Regions from separate parts of the Homo sapiens genome. Here region 1 is linked to region 2. The links are chromatin contacts, found by Hi-C or POLR2A ChIA-PET in ENCODE. All regions are on one chromosome and are shown on one strand. Each heading gives the region's core, a stretch centred on a gene start or an enhancer-like site at or near the end of the contact. The rest is flanking DNA. Distances are from core to core; before and after follow the strand shown.

The links. A loop is a pair of places that touch in the nucleus more often than their neighbours do. ChIA-PET counts read pairs that join two places held with the same protein, here RNA polymerase II (POLR2A). Pooled maps may share reads with other maps.
Region 1: a pooled map shows a loop between it and region 2 (2.7-fold over the local background). The contact joins the promoter of HTR1D here to the enhancer-like site in region 2. A Hi-C loop is called at or near these places in 1 of 37 single-sample maps with no recorded cell type and 6 of 50 pooled maps. POLR2A ChIA-PET finds 5 or more read pairs at or near these places in 2 of 52 experiments (K562 and PC-3).

What each region holds. Positions count from the first base shown.
Region 1 is chr1:23,215,592-23,219,308 of GRCh38, reverse strand. HTR1D (5-hydroxytryptamine receptor 1D) reads left to right here and starts at 1,807. Exons shown (of 2, transcript NM_000864.5): 1 at 1,807-2,018.
Region 2 is chr1:23,098,397-23,102,105 of GRCh38, reverse strand. The region is part of intron 2 of LUZP1 (leucine zipper protein 1); the gene reads left to right. Among named protein-coding and RNA genes, the nearest start is that of MIR3115, 56 kb to the right of the region's middle. Within about 2 kb of position 1,670, at least 15 of the 41 ENCODE cell types and tissues checked have a DNase peak (open chromatin) inside an H3K27ac peak, as active enhancers do; they include PC-3, where a contact is called at or near this core.

The sequences.
Region 1 (3,717 bases), core at 558-3,057, 120 kb before region 2:
TGTAGAGAGTTATGTGGAGACAGAAGGACACAGAAGGACACAGAATAGAAAGTCTAGATGAGCTGCTGAGTTTTGGGTGTGCCAGATGTCCAACAGCTGTGTGGGCTGCGAATAAACCAATGCCGGCAGGTGCTGCTGGCCTCTCCCTACACCCAGTGAAGGAGACTTCAAGACAAAGAATGTTACCAGGGACAGAGGGTCATTTCGTAATGATAAAAGGGTCAATTCATCAAGAAGAAATAACAGGGTTGGCCACAGTGGCTTACACCTGTAATCTCAGCACTTTGGGAGGCCAAGGCGGGAGGATCACTTGAGCCCAGGAGTTTGAAACCAGCCTGAACAACATAGCAAGACCCCGTCTCTAAAAAACAAACAAACAAACAAAAACAAAAAACAAACAAACATAACATAACAATCTTAATGCCCCTAACTAATAACAGGCTTCAAAACACATGAAGAACAAGCAGATAAAGACCCAGTAAGGAGCTGAGCGCAGTGGCTCATGCCTGTAATCCCAGCACTATGGGAGGCCGAGGCGGGCGGATCACGAGGTCAGAAGATGCAGACCATCCTGGCTAATACGGTGAAACCCCGTCTCTATTAAAAATACAAAAAATTAGCCGGGCAGGTGGCACGCTTCTGTAGTCCCAGCTACTCAGGAGGCTGAGGCAGGAGAATCGCTTGAACCCGGGAGGCGGAGGTGGCAGTGAGCCGAGATCGCGCCACTGCGCTCCAGCCTGGGCGACAGAGCAAGACTCCGTCTCCAAACCAACCAACCAACCAACCAACCAACCAACCAAAAAACCGGTAAGGACACAGAAGGCAAGGCCAGTTCCTCATGAGCTGCGAGAAACCTGGACACAAGCCATGGCCGGTGTTCGTGCCTCTTCACTGTCTTCAGTGGAAGCCTCTTGCTGGTCCTGTCTTTGTGCTCAAGTCTTCTCTCTCCCCTGGTTCTCTGCAACCAGGCTGGTTCATCTCAGCATCCCAAACACCTGCTGGGGGCTGGGGGCTGGCACTCGGAATCTGTCCTTTGAAGGATGCTGGGAGCTGTCCCTCCCCTACCTCTCTGACCGCCCCCCCCCCCCGCCCCCTTCCATTCATCCAGCTTGGACACCATCCGGCTCAGGGTCTTTCCCAAGACCCACTCCTTCACCTCCTAACTTTGCTCAAATGCTACTTTTGCAGGGAGGTGCCCCTGAGCCCTCACTTCCACTCCCTACCTTCTTTCTCTGCTTTCTTATCCTCCCTACCCTTTACCTCTATAAATATTTTATGCATTTTGCGTATTAAATGTGTTGTCTCCCCGCAACAGAACGGAAGCTCCCTTAGGTCTACCTCTGTTTTGTTCACTGCTGTATCCCCAGTGCCTAGAACATGCCTGACACAGTAGATCAATCAATATTTGTTAGACGAAGAAAACAAAAATCCAACTAGGAATGAACACCGGGGACCCGGACGGATAGGGGAGGCTGGACTTTCACCAAGTGTCTCTGGGCATGGCCCACCTCCCTGCAGACCCCTACCCCAGAGCCAGCCCACCTGCCCTCCTACAGGTGGGGGCCGGAGAGCGCTGGCCCGGGGCCTTTTCCACCTCCCTTCCGCTGCGCGTACCCACCCCGGGTGCTGGGCGGGGGCTGCTACGAGTCGCAGGCCGGGGCTCGGAGCTCCGGACCATCCCGAGCGGGGAGGCCGGGGGCCAAGCCTTCCTCCGGGCGGGCGGGGGGCCGAGTAGGGAGGGAGCCCGGCGAGGGAGGAGCTGGAGGAGGGAGCAAGGAGGAGCGGCGGGCGCGGGAAGGGGAGCGCGGAGAAGGAGCCGCAGGGCTCTGGGAGAGGCGGAGGCAGGTGCGGGATCGCGAGGGCGCGAGCCGGAAAGGGCCCCGGGGCGGCGGGGCGGGCGGCCCCCGAGTTCGGCGGGGGTCGCGGCGGAGACAAGGCGGCCGCGACGGGGAGACGCCGCGCGAGGAAGTGGATCGGGCGGGTACGCCGGGTGTGCGCACCTGCCCGCCGGGCAGCGGGTAAGCTCTCGGGGCCGCGTCTGCAGCCTGGCCCCAGCGGCCGTCCGCGGGGAACTGAGGCCGGGAGCGGCGCCCCTCCTGGGGCCTCGGGGGCCCGGGGCGTCCCGCCTCTCTGTGCCCTCGGACGGGCGCGCGCCAGGGAGAGGGTCCCGGAGGACCTGCCCGGCCGGAGGGAGGCCACCGGGGGTGGCCGTCCAGAGCCCCGGGAGAAAAGGGAGGACTGAGGCAGCGCCCAGGGAGGCTGCGGGATCCCACGCGCGCGTTGGGGGTGCCCAGCGCCCAGGCGAGAACTGGAGGGGCAGGAAGCACCCCCGGGCCGGGGACCGCGACGCCCCCCGAGGGGCCCCGGGCGCCAAGGGAAGCCGGGCGCTGCCCCCTGCTGGCCAGGTTCGGGCGCGGCGCCGCGGAGGGGCCTCCCCTCTCTGGAGAGAGTTGAAGGGGGTCCGGTGTGGAGCCCCGGCTGGCTCCGGGCTGGGGCTGACCGGCTCTGTGACCTTGGGCAGGTCACTGCATCTCTCCAAGCCTCAGTTTGCACGTCTGTCAAATAGAGGGGCATTCTCTCACTTTGCAGGGTCCCTGGAAATAAGTGAGATCCCCGCTAGATGCTTTTTTTAGAAACTGTAAAGTTCTGTATAAATCCTAGCTAATCACATAATGCCGGAACTGGAAGGGCACTGAGAAATCTGCTTTATTACAAATGGGGAGAGTGGGGAATCCGTCTTGCCCAAGGTCACACTACCAGTAGAAGAATCTAAGACTAAAGTCCCCAGGTCTGGGAAAGTTCGGGATTAAGAGCAGGGCTCTCAGTCAGGGTCCCGGTTGCATTAGCAAACTGGCCTTGGCCACCTACTAGCTGTGTGATCTCAGGAAAGCCCTTACCTTCTTTGAGGTGTGGTTTCCTCCCATATGAAGTGGGGACAACAATTCTCACCCCACAGGCTTACTGTACAAATCTAATGGGATTGTCACTCAGCACAGCCCCTGGCTCCAAACCAGAGCTCAGCCACTAGTGGCCATCATTTCTCTGAGTAGCAGCAGCAGCAACCCCTCCACTCTTCCTTGCAACCAGCTTCCAGTGTTTTCCAGTTGAGCCCGTGGTGTGGGTCTGCGCTGTCCTCTGGATCACACAGCCACTGGCTGGGGTCTCAGCCCTCCTCACAAGGACATTTGGGGACACTTTATCAGCAGCAAGTGAGGCCATTGGGGTAGCCAGCCTTTTTCAGTCTTTAGTCCTGCTCCACTGGTGGGGAGAAGTAGGCAGCCTTTGTCATTGAGACATCCAGGAAGCTGGGACCTAGAGGGTGGCTAGGAGGGAGGGACCAGGCCAGCTGGACTTGACTGGCAGGGGCTAGGGCCTCTACCCCTACAACAACCTCTACAAGCACTTCAGGGCCCTGCTGTCAGACCAAGGCTTTGATCTCATGAACAAGTAAGTCCCAGTGCAGCCCGTGGGTGGGGGATGGAGATCATGTCTCTGCAGCCACAGAAGCCCTGAGCCCTAGTGCTGGCTTCCCAGTCCCAGGCCTGCCTGCTGGCTCACCGCCTTCCAGAACCTAGTACAGGGCCAGAAAAACAGAGATGCTTCCTTAGAGTTTGTCAGTTACCTGATGGATCAATAATGAGGGCGGGACCACTGGCTCATCCCTTCTCTCCTAGGCCACGGATGGATGACTATTCTTTTTGGTGAGAGTAATGTGAA
Region 2 (3,709 bases), core at 421-2,920:
GGCACATTTAATCACTTCTTCTGAGCTTCCGGTTATATGTATGATGATACAATATGCTAAGGAAAAAAAAAAGCAGGATAGAAGACAGGATGCAAAAGGGTGGGTGCTATCTTATGTAAGATGGTCAGGGAAGGCTTCTTTATCATAGTTTTATGATTGGTTATATCTGTATGATTCCTTAAAGGCAAGGGTAAGATTTTCTACTTATCTTGGCAAAATGCTGGGTGCATCATAGGTGTTCTATAAATGTCTGCTAAATAAATGAATTTTGCCTGGATAAACATACTTAACACAGAGTAAGGGAGGCAGTAGAAAGAGAGGTGTCTACTTTGCTTTTGGATGATCCAGGAGGTAGCAAAGCATTTCTTATCCTGGCTACTTAGGGCCAAAAGGTCAGAGATAAGTGACCTCCTAACCCCATTTTCAGTCTAGTTCCTTGTTTACTCTGGGGAGAAGGGATGATCTTAGTGAATCACTATTTTTAGGAGGATTTTCCCTGATGAAACTTACTTTAGGTATGCATAGGACTTTTCAAAGTGCTTTTGCTAACTTTATTGCATAGTGTTGCTGTAAGGTAGTTGATATTCTTTTATTTTTTCAGAGGAACTAAAGCATAGAGAAAATCAGTGACTTGGCCAAACAGTATGGTATTCTTAAAAGAATATAAACTTTGGAATTGGACCTAGATTCACTCTGACTGTCCTTGCTAGCTGCGTACTTTGGGAAAATTTGAGAGTCCTTGCCCCATAAGGTTATTGTGAAAGCTGAATAGAATAATAGTAGTAGCTTACTGTTTGTTGTGACTTATGTGCAAGGTATTCTGCTAAGCATTTTACATGTCCAGGGATTACCATATTGTTTTTGTGTGGACATTGAGGGAAAACCTCCGTGGAGTAACGTAGGAACATGTAAAGTAAATGATCTGAGATTCCTGATACCTGCAGAAATCATGTATATAAGGTACTTAGTATTGCCTGTAGTATAGTACTGCCCTATTTGTGGTTGTACTTATTTGTTCCTTTATACTCTTTTGTCATTGTTAGTTTGTTTATAGAGTAGTGCTTAGAACTCCTCATTTTGTAAAAATGCTTAAGAGTTTATAAGGAGGTGATTTTGCATAATGGGAAGAATCCTGAACATAGAGTCAGGAGACTGAAGTCCTTGACTTTTGCTAAACTGCTGGAAAAAGCACAGTATTTACTTCTGAGTCCGTTTCCTTGTTTCTAAAATAAGGGGTTTGAATGAAGTAAGTGATTTTATTTTAAATAAAAGCTATGTAGAATTCTTTAATAAAGTCATATAGGAGAAGCCCAATATTGTAAGAAGCTAAAAATCAGTTGCTTTGGTTGAGTAAGTGAAAGGAGCCTGGAGTTCAGCCTGCTCAAAATATCTCCCCTGTTGTCTTTCCCCTAAATGACCCCAAGGGGATTTGCTGAGTCTAGTTTGAAAACCAGTTGACTAAATGATCTTTAGCTACCTTCTGGCTCTGAAATCTCATTCTGAGGAGTGGAGGAAGATCCAGAAATGTTTTCTACTACTTCTCCAACATTTGGTCCGATAACTAGAGCTGAACATCCTGTGAGTGTTGTGGTTTTTTGATGTCTATGTCCTGTTTGTGTGGCATAGACCTGCAAGAAAGGGCTTCCCAGCAGGTCAGGGGGAGAGAATTGTGGTTGAGACATTGTGCAAGTGGCACAGGGCTAGGGATGAGATCATTCAGAGCATTACCACAGGGCCTGAGATTCTGTGCTGTCTGTTCACTCTTGCCATCTGTTTTCTCCTTTGTAATCCATGATTAGGTCATGGACATTCTTATTATTTTCTGTTAATGGTCATTGCCAAAGGGCCGACAAGCTATTTGATAATTAGGAGGCTCACTCATCAGTCAAATTCATCGAATTTTCAGCATTCCCTGTGTGCTAGGCTCCCTGCTGGGTACTGAGAATATAGTGGTGACACAAGTTGGAGAGAAGAATTGAGTAAATAAAGCTGCAATAGAGTGTGATAGGTTCTGTGATGGGAAATATGTAGCAGACTGTGAAAGCAAAAAAGAGAGGCCCAGATCTGGCCTGGGGTTTGAAGAAGGCACTCCAGAATTTTCCAGAAGGATGTATTGTCTAAAGTGGGATCTGAAGAAATGAGAAGGAATCAAACTAGTGAGGGACCAGAGGGAAGAGGGAGGGCGAGGATGTAGATGAAGAGGCTGGCGGGGCCACATCATGAAGGGCTTTGGGTGCCATCATGGGGAATTTGGACTTTATCCTAATAGTAGCCAGGACCTTTAGAGAGTTTTAAGCAGTGGTGTGTAATACCTGCTTTCTCTGTATGTTTCCAGTAAGTATTTGCTACATATTTACTGGGTTTAGCTTTTTCATTGCCTGTACTAGTTGATTCATATCATCCAGAGTCTTGATAAAACATATAAAATTGGCACTAAAAGCCAAATAAATAAAACGGTGGTATAATTCCCAGACTCTCTGAATTCAGAATTATGATAATTTATAGATGGGGCTATACTAAGGTTTAACGTTTCCTTCTTTTGAAAAAGAGATTGTGAAAACTATAGTATAAGCTAGTACAAATAAGATGTGCTGAGAGAATGCTACAGTTTGAGGATAAGCTGGGTTTTCTTTAACAGCTTTATTGAGATATGCTTTATTTATCATGAAGTTTATCTCTTTAAAATACACAATTTAATGGTTTAAGCATATTTATGAGGATATGCTGTTTTAAAGCACTTTATAGATGAATCATATATCATTTGTCTTCCAATGACTACGATGGCAACACAGACCCTTTGTATCATACACTCATTTAAAATTGGTGTGTGGTCTAAACTTAATTAAGTCCTCCCAAACCAACCCTGTGTATACATTGACAAGATTTTAATTGTACCACTGGGCAGAAGGCCAAATGCAAGAGTTTTTAAAAGGGAAAAGCTTTCTTTTTAAAAACATAAACTATAGGAGGTTTTTTCCCTCTCCGTTTTTGAGAATGAGGAAGCAGGTAGGCTGGGGAAAGGAGAAGGGGGACCAAAAGAGGCAAAGATGAGAGGACAGAGAAAGATGTACCCAGAGAAGCAGAGTGATGGACAGGGAGCAGTATTCGGGGTGGGCAGAATCTGAATGGAAGCGGAAGGCTTGGTTTTTTCAACACCTTCAAGCGTTGGTGTTTTTGAGGAGCTGAGCTTGGGCTCCATCTGGTGGTTCTAGGCTTATAGTGCAGCCATTAGAAGAATCAGGCTTGGAGAGAATTGGCATTTGGCGTCTCCTCCAGGCCCAATTTCAGTTGTTTTTCTTTTGCCCTGAGCTTTCTCATAGGATCATTGTTGGAGTCATTTCTTCCCTCTCCAGTGGTGGCTGTTTTTCTCTTATGTCTCAGACTGTTTCTTCACTCTTGTCCTTGATTTTTAAATGTGATCTTATTGGACGACATCACCTAATACTCTATCGTTGCTGCCGTCTGTCGACGCCCTGAGTCACTGCCCCTAACTTCTCAACAACTTCAGATTCTGTCTTAACGTCACTCTTTCCAGCATTATTCCTGTTAATTTATGGCGCTTACATGCTGGTGACCCTTGCAACACCTTTACCTCTCAATTATTTCTCTCTTCTAATGATCTTGTTCTCTACTTCTCCCTACTCCCCCACAGGATTCCTATGATTATACCTTCGTTTTTGACATTATCAATAACTACAGTCCCTCCATG